Regions from separate parts of the Homo sapiens genome. Here region 2 is linked to region 1. A link is a contact called in ENCODE Hi-C data. All regions are on one chromosome and are shown on one strand. The core of a region is the stretch at or near the end of the contact, and the rest is flanking DNA. Distances in the headings are between cores, read along the strand shown. Region 1 holds the start of SEC16B (SEC16 homolog B, endoplasmic reticulum export factor). Region 2 overlaps RASAL2 (RAS protein activator like 2).

Region 1 (6,546 bases), core at 2,850-5,349:
CTTCTAAGATTATTAGCCAAAATAAAAAAAAAAGGTAGCATTTCATCTCCACAGCCTGAAAACTTGGATCATCCTTGACTTCTCCTTCTCCCTCATCTTCTACAGTCAACAGACCATCAATGCATGTTGATTATATTTTATAAACATATATATATATATTCTATATGTCCCTTCTCCTCCAGTCTCTCCACAGCTGCTCTCGTTCAGGCATTCATCTGTCCTGCTTGATTTATGGAATAGCCTTGAACAGCACACCTACCATTTCCAGTCTCCTGCTTTCCGCTGTGCTTCTTCCATTAGAAAAATCAGTGATATATCCATTAGAATGATGATTACATTGTATTACTATTGCATTGTACTGTGACTCATTGTATTATGATTCAATGTCTACTGCTCTGCTGAATTGAGAGCTTCTTTGGGGCAGGTATTGCATGTTATTTATCTTTGTATCCCCAGTGCATGTGATAATGATGGGCATATAGTAGGTGTTCAATAAACACTTGTTCAGTGTACAAACGACTCAACCTCTATCAAGAAAAGCAGACTGAGCACAGTTAATCAATCTTGGAAGTTTTGAGCACTGTCCCATTTTAGCAGCTTGAATGCCTAATTAGTAACTGATGTGACAATAACACATTTGATGGTTGAACTAACACTATTGATTAAAAATAATGTCAGTTAATTTTGCCTTTTAAAATAATATACATTTATTGTAGAAAAGTTAGAAAATATGGATAAGCAAGAGGAAGAAAATAAAATCATCCACCATTCCATTACCTGGTGGATAACTACTGATAACACGTTGATGTAGATCTTCTCAACTTGTTTTCTAAATTTTTACTTTCAGTAAAGGATTAGGATGAAGCCTGAGGGATGTCTTAAATGCTGAGCTGCCCTTTGCAAGAGTAACCAGTCATTAAATCACAGTGCTCAAGGATTCCTGGCAAACCTGACCTAGATCTAGGTGGGTGTTCACATCCATCAGCACTAATCCGGTGGCTAAACATTAGCAGCATCATTAACAGTGATAATACTTTTGCTAGACAGGTGTCAAACTAGGGTAGTGTCTTAGTCAGTTTGGGTTACTGTAACAGAAAACCATAGACTAGGGCTTAAACAACAGAAATTTATTTCTCACCCTTCTGGAGGCTGGGAAGTCCAAGATCAAGATTCCAGCAGATCTGGTGTCTGGTGAGGGCCACTTCCTGGTTTGCAGATGGCCATCTTTTGGTTGTATTCTTACACACCAGAGAGCAGAGAGAGAGAGGAGAAGCAAACCCTCTTGTGTCTTTTTATAAGGGAACTAATTCCATTGACAAGGCTCCACTCTCATGCCCTAATTACTTCTTGGAGGCCTACCTCCTAATACCATCACATTGGGAGTTAGGTTTTCAACATATGAATTTTGGGAGGAAACAGACATTCAGTTCACAGCAGGCAGTTACTCTTGTTTGAAGCTAGACCCTAGACAGTGCTGTCCGGCATTTGGAAAGGAGGATGGAGACTGGGAAAGGAAATTCACATAAATTAGTAAACTTCTAGGACTCCAATCCTGGTGCATAGTTGGGATGCAGGGCAGGAATCAAGTATGAGGACAGAGCACTTGGGGCAGGATGATGTGAAGACTGTAGCCATTTGGGCATGAGGGAGCCTACTGGATTATCCAAGAACACTGCAGCCAGGACTTGGGGTGGCAAGACTCATTCTGGTCCACCTCCTGGTGGGGATTGAGCTCCTAATGTATTGTCAAACTGGGTCAATTTGGTTTAGAAATCAGGAAGAATTGAGCTGCCAGGTCGAAAGACTTAGTAATTGTAGTTATGTGGGGCTGGGAAGGTAGGAAATGATAAATCCTAAACCCTTTGGAGTGGTGAGATCCCATCACAATCTAGTTAATTTTGTGACCCATATAACTGTTGTATGCCATATGTCTATATAGAATAATTAAAGCTAATTAGAATTAATTTTGGTTGGTGAGTGTTTGAAGAGTTTCATAATAACTCTAGAGATAATTAGAGATACTTTGGGATGTCACAAAATAAGCATTTAGAATAATTTGACTAGATGTTTAAGCCAGGGTTGTGCAATGAAGGCTAGTAACAGAATGACAATTCTATAATTGCAAGAATGCTGAATCAGGAAGTAAGAGTTTGGGGTTCAAATCAGTATGCTGCTAAACAGGTTCTCTGAAATAAACCAGCAACCCACCAACAACCTTGCTTTGTAGCAGTTGCCAATTTCTGTGGTGTAAATACTCCCACCATGGTGGATTTCAAGTTTTCCATGGTTTAACAACCGGCTCACACAATTCCTGAATATTTAATAATCAGCTCTTACTAAACTTGCACTGGTGTGCAAGGCAGCTAGAGCACACCAGTGTAATTTTCACTGAACTTCTAGGTAACTTTGTGATCTTGGGTAAATCATTTCACTTGTTTGGATCTTGGTTTTATCATCAAAAAAGCATAGTTGCTAAAATAACCTCTAAGGTCCTTTTCAAAGTTAACATTCCCATAATGCAGCTGGTGTTACAGGGCAAGACTAATGTCACATTATATGCCAAAAGAGTGACATCAAGAACTTTTGTGAATGTTGTTGTGATATATCAGAACATATAATTTGATATCACGTCAGTGTAATCATCACCCACATTCTGATTCCTGCTGTTAATGTGCATGTTCTTCTCTAGTTCCTCTTCCCAGAAGGATTAAAAACAACAGTGCAGCCATTAGAGAGCCAAACTTCACAGCCCAAGAGTGAGGTAAGAAACCATTAGTGGCTAGGCATGGTGGCTTACGCCTGTAATCCCAGCACTTTGGGAGGCTCAGGCAGGTGGATCACAAGGTCAGGAGTTTGAGACCAGCCTGGCCAACATGATGAAACCCCTTCTTTACTAAAAATACAAAAATTAGCCAGGGGTGGTGGCACGCACCTGTAATCCCAGCTACTCGGGAGGCTGAGGCAGGAGAATTGCTTGAACCTGGGAGGTAGAGGTTGCAGTGAGCTGAGATTGTACCATTAAACTCCATCTCTGGGCGACAGAGAAAGACTCTGTCTTGGAAAAAAAAAAAAAGAAACCATTAGCTACAGTCAGAGAATTCTATGCTCAGTTGCTGGGTTCTAGAGTCAGCTGAGGGGCTGAGAGAAAATCTTGTAGCTTAGGTACATGACCCTATATGACCATGAGACCCAAGAGGGGTGGTTTTCCCTGGACTAGTAAGGACAGACATGAGAGACTAATTTGTGTCTTTTATATTTATGTGTGTCAAATCCTGGCCCTTAATAGGAACACAGTAAGCATTTGTTGAGAGAAAGAATAAACCATTTGGGATTTTTTAAAAGAGCAAATTCAGAATTTTAAAATATTAATTCAGAAGTAGTCATGTGCTTTTCTGCGTTTACCTTAATAATGCAGAAGAAATGTATATTTCAAGTGCGAGAAACTACTTTCTTGTTATAATGGAAAACTTTTTAGTGCCTTCAGTTCAGTACTGGGGATATAAATCTGCCTTCCAGCTAGATGACAGAATTTATTACATAACCAGAACCCAATGGTGAGAAATATACATAAGAAAAACCCACACTGGGCAAACCAGGTGTTTGCTCCCACCAGTGAGCGTGTCCCCTTCCCCATGTGCCTCAACCAGTGGAATTAACTTGTCTCTTTGGGAAGGAAAAGATAATATTGATCTGCAGGGCATACTTACCTATATATCATGTGCTGCTTTACCAACATTTCAGCCCCGTAATGACCCTCATAAGCTAAGCATTGCCATTCCCATTTTAAAGAAAAAGAAACTGAAACTCGGAGAGGTTAAGTAACAGAACCAGCTAGTGGTAGAGCCCCGAGTTAACACCCCAAAGGTGGTGCTTTTCTCGCCAGACCAGGCTGCCTTGGGGCTTCTGGACTTCCTCTTCCTGATGTCTCTCTTCCGTGATTGCTGTGGGAATTTGGATGATTTCTCATGTGAGTGAACCTGGCTCAGCCCATGCTCAGGCAAACAGAAGCGCCAGTCTCTGACAGGGTTCTGAGCAAATTCGTCAAGTCAGGCGGGTCCTGGGCTGCGGTATCTGGGCTGTACTTTGCCCTAATGAATCAGCTCCATGGAGGTTGGGCAGTTGCAAAGGTAACTGACATGATGTAGATCTGAGGGCCTGGGGAGTCTTGGTAGATGTGGCACCTGGACTTTGACAGTCTCCAAGAGGAGAGGAGGCACTCTTGGGCCAGGTCCCTGGAGCAGCGCTGAAGGAAGGTGGGAAGCCATCAGAGCAGGTGTGTGGGAACACTCGCTCCCTTCTTTCCCCTCTTTGAGCTGGACGTGCTGTGCCGTCAGATTAGGAAAGGCAAGATTGCCTTTACTGGGGCTAGGAAAGGTCATCTACATGAATGTGTGAGTCTGATTTGTCATCATAGATGTAATTCCTTCATTTTGAGAATCGAAGGTGTTATTTATTTGGTGTCCTTAATCTGAGGACTGATTTGCTGGAGTTGATGTCTCTTGGCAGCAAAATGATGTGATTTCAGTGGAAAGATTGGGTGTTGCACCTTTGCAGTTGGGAAAGGGCTGCCTAATGAGACTATCTGGGGACAAGGAGAAAGCAGGTTTCTTCTCATTCTGCTTACTTGGTCCAAATGGTTTTGAGTTCCACCAGCCTTCAGAAAAGGCTCATGTGCCCTTCCCTGTGTCTGGGACATTTGGCCTTTCCTGGGATTTGCTGGCAAAGGCTGTCATTGCACCTGGCTTTTTCAAGGGAGTGAGATGATATGGGAAGGAAGCCAGAGGTTCCCCTGAGTTGTGAGTGACCTTGAGGTGGGAGGCCCCCTCCGCACCTTGTTCTTCTTGTGTGTTCTGCCGTCTCATAGCTCTTGGCTCATAGCTGTCGACCTCGGCTCCCTGGTGTTTGAGCAGAGTGACGTCTCAATTTCAACACCCACTCTTTTGACCTTTTGTTCTGATATGAATTTTTATATGAGGCTGGGACCTTCAGTAGTGGAAACAAGTTAACTGATTTGATCAGAATCTTGCAACCTAAAACAGTTCCTAAGGAAGAAAAAAATCGAGGCCGACCTAGCCTGTGGATGCTCCTGACACAAGGAATCCCTGAGCAAGAGTAAGATCTGAGGCGTGCTTTCCTTTTGTGGGTGCAACCCCTGTCCCCCGCTACCCCGTGCAATGGGCAGAGGAACCTGGAAGGTAATCAGTCCTTGGAGCAATTTCCCTTTTTCAGGATTACGTGGGGGAAAATTAGTTTGATGCTAGGGAGACTTTCAGCATTTAAAATCTCCAACCGGGAAGAATCCTGAGATATGGCCTTCTATTTTCTTATGAAAACAATCCCAAATTTGCCTCTTGTTGGCTCCTCTGGAGGAGGAGCAGGTATGACCATATTATATAGGTTCTAGTTCTTTGAGGGGGTTAATGTAAGGATTCAGAAAAGGTGCTTCTTGAAAAGGTCAGTCTAAATTTCTTTTTGTTTAATAAACATCTTCAGCCACTCATACTACCCTAATCTTTATCCTTGATAACACTGCTATTTATTGAGCATTTTAACATGTTAGGTAACATGTTACGCACTTCGCATAGGTTATCTTTAACTCTGTCAATAACCTTGCAAGGTAGTCCTTACAGTCTCCATTTCATGGGTAAGGAAATTGAGGCTTGAAAAAATGAACTAGCTAGTTAAGTGGCAGAGTTAGGATTTGAACTCTGATCTAGCTCTCTGCAAGACCCACTCTGTTTATGATACCACAGGGCCTCCGCTGTAAGTGTTAAATAAACACTTGCTGGGGGAATATGTGAAGAAACATCAACTGGGATTCCTTGATAGCATTTTTAGCTGTACCTATTATTGTTATCTGTCTCCCTTGCCTCCCTCATCTGTCGTTGTTCCACATGTACTTTTTAATTTTTTAAGCAATATTAATATAATTGTCTAGTCTGTTATTTGCTTCATGTATCTGAGATTGTTTCTCAGATTTCTCTGTATCCGTGACCATATGGTTTGTTTTAGATATATTTCGAGGACCATAGCTGCTCTTTTCACAAAACCTAATCAACCACTATGTTTGGATATAGGCTTCAAGTGATGATTTTTTCCTTTTTCTTTTGTCTGCAGGAAGATAAAATAACTGCACAACTTACTCAAAACCCAGGACAAATTCAGAGAGTCAAGGATGGAACTTTGGGCTCCCCAGAGGCTGCCCCAGACACGAGGGAAGGCCACAGCACCCTCAAAGGATCCAGACCGAGGGTTTCGGAGAGATGGACATCATCGGCCTGTCCCTCACTCTTGGCACAATGGAGAGAGGTTTCACCAATGGCAAGACAACCGTGGGAGCCCCCAGCCACAGCAGGAGCCCAGGGCAGACCATCAGCAGCAGCCCCATTATGCATCCAGGCCAGGGGACTGGCATCAGCCTGTGTCTGGAGTTGACTATTACGAAGGTGGTTATCGCAATCAGTTGTATTCAAGGTATGGCTTTAGGGCTTGGAATGAATGCAACTCTCCTAAATGCGTATGAATAGGTTGTTCTTTTCCTTCTTC
Region 2 (6,914 bases), core at 111-2,610, 220 kb before region 1:
TGAAAAGTGACTGTTCACAGGCCTCAGTAATGAGATGTTGCTCAGGAGTGATAAGTTGCTAATATACAGAAGGGATGGGTGATAGTTCTTGTTCTCATGATGTATGTTTCTATATGTTAATGAGCTGCTGGGTAGATTTTAAGGCACTAAAATTGACAAATAAATGTGTACAAGTCCTTTGGCAATAAACTTAGTTATGATTTGATCCAAGTGTTTAACGATTGGGCCTCAGTTTGACCATACATCACAGTGATAGAATGTGGGCTTTTTCAAGGGTGAAGATATGTCTTAACCACAGTGTAACTTAAAGCTTCCTAAAACAAAAAAGTCTAGTTGGTATCTACAAAATACACCATGTGCATTTGTAATAGCTAGCTATTTCATACATTATAGTGTCAACATTTTAAAATTAAATGTTTTATATTCACCAAAAAAAATTCTTTGTGTCAAGTACTCGTGGTAAATTATGTTTAAGTTTCATGTATTATGAGGCAATCTAAGTGTTTAGGTACAAGGAAAAAAGGAATAACTCCGTTCCAAACAGGACATTTAAATCTAGGTAGGGAAATAATATATCAACTACCTGTGCTAGCTGCTAAGAAAGAACAGGGTGAAGGAGGGAAAGAAAGAAAAGGAAGGGAAAGAAAAGAAAAAACTTTTTTTTAAAGAAAGTTTAAAGAATTTCCAAATAGAATTAAGTTTTACAAAGCGTCATGTCATAAAATCATGTCCTCAGTTTTTCAAAAGTGCTGATTTAATTTTTATTATTTTCAATATAAAAATTCATTATATTATGAACAAAAGTAATTTATTTTACTGTTGCAAGGCTTTCCCAACAAATAATTTTCCAATCAGAAAAAGGAGGGTTGGGGCAGAAAAGACAGTTTGTTATTTATTGTGGTCTTTAACATTCAATAACCTGACTTGCGTTTATCCTATGAACCATATTTAAAGAGCATTATGCTGCTAGGAGATAGAGATAAAATACACCAGAAGATTATCAGTCAATGTTTGTGAAGGAAAATCAACAGATGTAATTGTCACATGAATCCACACTGATTTATTTGTCATGGCAGAAAAACCTGAAAATTTTGGGATGAGTTCCCTCAAACGTGATCTAGATTTAAATATATTTTTTTCGCTGCTTCCTGTTTCGCTATGTAAAAATTTGACCCTACTAAGAGCCTTTGTTTTTTTAAAAAAATAATTTCCCTGATTCTCTAATTGTGACTCAGTCTGGCTGTCTCTATCTGCCTTCTGCCAGGGATCGGCTTCTCTGTGGGAACTGGAAATGTGCACATACCCAAGAAGTAATGCAAGATATCTCACTTTCCCCAGGGGCAGTGCCAACAACCTAGGACTTCAGACTTCTGTACTTCCTTCCCCTAAACCAGTGCCTTGGAGACAGAATGCAAAGGAAATAGCTGGCCAGACTCAGAGGAGGAAGTACTGAAAGAAATATATTCATTTGCCTACTTAGATACAGATCAAAAACTGAAGAAGACTGTAGGTTGCTAAATTGCTTACCATCTTCTTCCCTTTTAGACTCGTTTCTACCTTTAGAAGCTAAATGTGTCCATTTATTGAGAAGTTGATGAAGCTAGTTCAACATCACATGTATGTGTGTGTGTATATACACACATACACTAATGGTTTGTTTAAAGAAAATAAATCTACTTCACATTTATATAGATGTGTCATCTAAAACAGCTGTCCTAAGCATATCCATAGACTGCCTCAGAAGAAACACAGATTTGAAAAGCATTCTGTATTTGAACACTTTTAATTTTAAAATAATTTATTCATATTTTTAAAAGTTCTTCGTTCATGTGCTATTGCACTTCTACCTAATGCATTTTTTTGTCTTTTAGTTAATTTCATGCATTTCTCTTTGTACTCTCCAAGGTGCCTAACAGAGTAGATAATAGACTGTCATCAAATATTTACTGAAATAAAAGTAGTATAACAAGATACCAAATATTAACAGTTGGAGGGACAGGGAAAAGAAAAAAGATAGCACAGAGTACCACGAAACTCTGGGGGCATTAATTTTCAACTCCCTTTCCCATCCCCACCTCCGACCCCCTCACTGTTAAAAATTATTTAAATCAGCATTGCTAGCAAGTTCTCTTAAGGGGTCTTGAGTTTTTATTTAGGTCCATATGCTCCTTCACCTCCACAGTCTGTGTTATACAGTTATGAAATGTATGCATGTGTTCAGGTGTCTATCAAGGGTTATTTTTATAATAATTAGATTCACATAAGTCTTTTGAGACTGAGAAACTGTCTTTTCTTTCTGCAAAATGAAGTTTTCCTTTATCCAGTGTGTGTTGTTATTAAAGCCTCAGGATTTTGCTACAATTCATTCGTTTTTTATTTCATTCATTAAATAAACATTTACTTATTGTCTGTGTGCCACAAACCTTTCTAGGTCTTAAGGACTATTTTTACATTTTCTTTAAATGAAATAAATGAATTGATATCACAGTTGCTATACTAGAGGCCCTTTGGGGATACAGCAAGATTATAGGCTAGGAATTACCCAAGTCAGCTTGGGAAAGTCAAGGAAAGCTTTGAAGACAAGACAGCATTTGAAAGTAAGCAGAAATCTGTACTGAACAAAAGCTAACGTGTAAACGGCAGAGAAAGAAATTTTATTTCATATAATTTCTACTGAAATTCGTGCAACCCAAAGTTTGGTTCACAGGCTTCTGATGATCCACAAACTGTTACCAGGCTATGTCAAGATGGATATAATAATAGAGGATAAGTATTTAGAAACCTTCATTGCAATTTGACAGTAATATTATGTCTGTTGAATCTAAATTTTAAAATTATGGCTTGTTTTTGTATGTGTTTTTTTTTCATTTATCTATTCATTTATATTATATTTAACAAAATTATTGGCTCACAACATACTGAAATTTTTTAAAAGCACATACAGTTTGAGAAGTGCTATTATTAACTGCGTCTAATTCTGCCTGTAACTCTAAAGTTGTTCCCACTTTTAAGCTCCTTTTGAGTTCTAGAGTGTATGCTAAGAGGTTTTTCCACTGACTTCAGGAAGAACCTTCTATCATTTGGATGATTTTAATTAAGGATCATGCTAACAATTCAGCTAGGCTGACCGAAAGCATCCTAAGTATCTCTCAGTGGAGTGAACAGTAGCTGTTTCACATTCTGTGGCACATATTATCAAAAGAAAAAGCAATTAGATGGTGATAGAATACTATTCTATTTAATTCTCCTAATACCTGAAGCCATTAATCCTTACTATTCTTCTGAGAGACAAGCCTTACATCTCTTTGGCATCATCTTTATTTAAAGAACTCAAGTGAATTGTTATAAAAATAAGAGTTTAATTCACATACAAATTCAACTAAGGACAGGTCTTCACCACCTAAAAACCTATGCTCTAAAATGGACAACTCACAGTGACTGTTTATTCCGGCTACATATAGGGGATTTTTTTTTTTTTTAACTATGAAATTACAACAAAGTTTAATATGCATAAGATCACGCATATGAGAAGCATACCAATTTGGAAATTAAACCCTCAAGTCAGAATCTTTCACAAAAATCATTAGATCACGGACTCCTTGTTCTTTACTTTGCACGTAGTTTATTCTAGCTAGATAGATTCCTTCCTGTCAATCTTATCAGTAGCAGCTTTCTTTTTAGATTTCAATGAATCAGTACACCAATGCAGTTCATAAAGCATCAAAAGATTTGATAGGAATTACAAAACAAAAATTAGAACTTAATGAACATATTCAGTTAATCTTAGAAGTGTAAAACCACAAACAAATATTTTAGATACCACTCTGTGTGTAAGGCCTTACACATTTTGTTACCTCTTTTCCTCTAACTGTTCAGAGTATTCTTTTGGTTTTATAAAATTAAGTACCTTCAGTTCTCTTGTGCCTATTTTTGAGATATTGGAAAATATAGACATATACGTAAGAAAACCAAGTAGTCAGCCAACAGCAAGATGAAAAAGAAAATAAACAGGCTAGACTCACTTCTTTGCGATCCCTCCTTCAAGGAAAAAGAAATACACAGTATATACCTGTGTTTCTCAAACTCATTTTAGACCAGATAATTCTTTCTGCGGAAGGTGGGGTAGGGGGCTGAAGGAAAGCTGTCCTGTGAACTCAAGGATGTTTATTTAGCAGCATCCCTGGCATCCACCCACTAGATGTCAGTAGCACACCCTTGCCCCCTTGACATGACACTACTCAGCATGCCCCCAGTTGAGAACCACTGGTTCACAGCACAAAGCAGTAGTTTCAACTTTGTTTTCCCAACATGTACCATCAGTTTACAAAAACAATTGGACATGCATCTCTATCCAGGTGTATTTATAAATTACATTCGTGGACTGCTGTAAATATACATTGCAAAAGATAGAAACATAAATTTAAACACAATGAGAAAAAAACACATAAATAGATGTGCTAATAATTTTATCCTGAACCCCAGAGGATTATCTTTGTACTCCCAGGGATGTATACACCATACTTTTGAGACAACTGGTATAGATTATTTTCAGATTTGATTATCTTATTGGCTCATTTACTGTTTTTTACAGTGAGACTGCGAGGTCATTGGGTTGTGTAGAACATATTCGTGCCATTTATAAACTAGATATAATCACTCCAATATACAATGTAACAGAAATGCTGTGGCCTTTACTGAAAAGTGAAATAACTCTAAAGCTTCCAGAAAAATGTATTCGTTAAATTTTTGGTTCTACAGAAAAGTATACTCATAAGACCAATGACTCAGGATGAATTCTCTGGTTTACTTTGGTCTTTCTTTCTCCTGTATCTGGTACTTGTATTCAAGGATAGACAGATGTCAGCATTTCTACCACACAGTCCTACAACCCTATTTACAAATGGACCCCACTAATGTAGCAAGAATTGGTTATTATATCCTCACATGACAATCAATTTTTATTTAACAAAATTTGTGGAATACATACCAAGGAATATAAGAACTGTAATTATGCTATTGCTGAAGGTCTCTTATTTTATGCCATAATGATTAGCCATAAAATAGTAGTTTGGGAGAATATTATCAGTCATTCATGTAGTAACTCATGGTTGATAATGATGCAGCTGGTATCAATGTCATCACTCCAGATTTACACAGGTAACATAAATCAACATTTGAAGCGAACCACAATAATTGCTATGGTTATTTGCCTTTATCTTGAATGCTTCTAACTACCATATGGGTCTCAATTTTATAACTGGCACCAGTAAATATGGCTCTATATTAAGTGAACTCAGTGGTCCCATCAGAGAAACAGTATTCATAGCTTTTTAGAGGGTATAAAATTTAGAAATTAGGTACTTTTAGTGACTCCTGTGGTTCATCACCCTCAAGCAAAACAATTTAAGCTAGTATACAGATATCTGTAAATAATGAAGAGTATCATTTGCCTTCTAAATAGTAACACTCATTCAATAAATGTTGAATTAGGATCACAGAATGTAAGCTTAAGAATCATAGAATCCGAATGTAAGTTGAAGAATTTTACTACTTCTAAGTTTTATTTGAACATGCTTTTGAGAGGAAATACTTTAAATAATCTGCAAAGTAAAATTCCTTTAGTGGCAGACTTTTTGGTGATGTAATTAATATCGTACTAAAAATGAAACTGCCATCATCCATTTCCTATTATGACCAAGTGACCGATACTGAACTTGCCCTCCTATAAACACCTAGAAAACCAGACAAAATATATGAAACAACTTTTTTTCAGATGCTAGACAACAGAGCACAGGACTGTGATCCCTAAGAAAAGGAAAACCTATCAATAAATCCTATAATAATCCCAGATTTTAAGCAGGAGTCATGTTTTGAAAACTGGTACAAGGAGAGGGAACATAGGCAGAATACAATGGCCTCAATGAATTTGAGGAAACAGAAATGGGAGTTTAGGGAGACTGAGACTGGTAGAATTTTCAGGGTAGAATACCAAAGAAAAGGGAGTTACAAAGAGAAAATGATCCAGAAATGTACAGAAATCCCCTTGAGTTATTGGTTGAATATTAAAGTGTATGTAAGTAGGATTAAACTTCATGACTGAAGGCAAAGAAAACTGCTAGGGAGATATAAGCTGAAAAGTTCCATAACTTACTCAGGGCTGGAGGTCATTTGGGATCCTTCAAGTCAAAGAGGAAGAGACTTTGTTGAATACCCAGAGCATTGTATAGCTATCTTCCAAAGGGTTACACATTGGTATTAATAGTAAGAGTAAATTAGTCCTAGAAAAAAAAGCATACTTTGGGGCCAGGTGCTGTGGCTCACACCTGTAATTCTAGTGCTTTGAGAGGCCAAGATGGAAGAACTCCTTGAGGACAGGAGTTCAAGGTTACAGTGAAGCTATGACTGTACTTCTGCAGAGTGAGACTCTGTCTCTTAGAAAAAGAAAAGTAAAAAGGGTACTTCAGATCCACCCTAATAAAGCTTTCAATCAAGCCTCAAAACTAGCAAGCTGATTCTCAAGAAGTTTAAACCCAGTCATAATTAAAGAAAGACAACAAAAATCAAACCATCAAAAATGTAAAAATTGTTTCCCAAGTAACAGTTTTTCCGGTTGTGGTTCACCTTTTGTGAACTTTTTTTCAGATACTAGACAACAGAGAGCACAGGACTGGTTCACCTTTTGTGAACTTCAACCAGAAAAAAGAAAATCAGTCAGTAGGTACAATACCTACTGAAATGACAGACATGATAGAATTAGGAAAGACTATAAAACAGCTATTATAAACATATTCAATGTGCTAACAAGGAGAGAAGTGAAAGATATTTTTTAAAGGACCAAATAGAAGTTCTAGAATTAAAAAATACAGTATCTAACATGAAAAATTTACTTGATGAATAGAACAGTAGATTAAATA

What was found. A loop is a pair of places that touch in the nucleus more often than their neighbours do. Pooled maps may share reads with other maps.
Region 2: a map of heart left ventricle shows a loop between it and region 1 (2.5-fold over the local background). The contact joins the enhancer-like site here to the promoter of SEC16B in region 1. A Hi-C loop is called at or near these places in 10 of 168 maps with a recorded cell type or tissue (Caco-2, Calu3, HepG2 and 5 more), 3 of 37 single-sample maps with no recorded cell type and 13 of 50 pooled maps.

Annotation. Positions count from the first base shown.
Region 1 is chr1:177,967,611-177,974,156 of GRCh38, reverse strand. SEC16B (SEC16 homolog B, endoplasmic reticulum export factor) reads left to right here and starts at 4,099. Exons shown (of 26, transcript NM_033127.4): 1 at 4,099-4,273; 2 at 6,118-6,474. The coding sequence starts at 6,176. CRYZL2P-SEC16B (CRYZL2P-SEC16B readthrough) reads left to right here. Exons shown (of 32, transcript NM_001356506.2): 8 at 6,118-6,474. The coding sequence starts at 6,176.
Region 2 is chr1:178,187,302-178,194,215 of GRCh38, reverse strand. The region is part of intron 1 of RASAL2 (RAS protein activator like 2); the gene reads right to left. Among named protein-coding and RNA genes, the nearest start is that of RASAL2, 97 kb to the right of the region's middle. Within about 2 kb of position 1,360, at least 7 of the 41 ENCODE cell types and tissues checked have a DNase peak (open chromatin) inside an H3K27ac peak, as active enhancers do; they include heart right ventricle, where a contact is called at or near this core.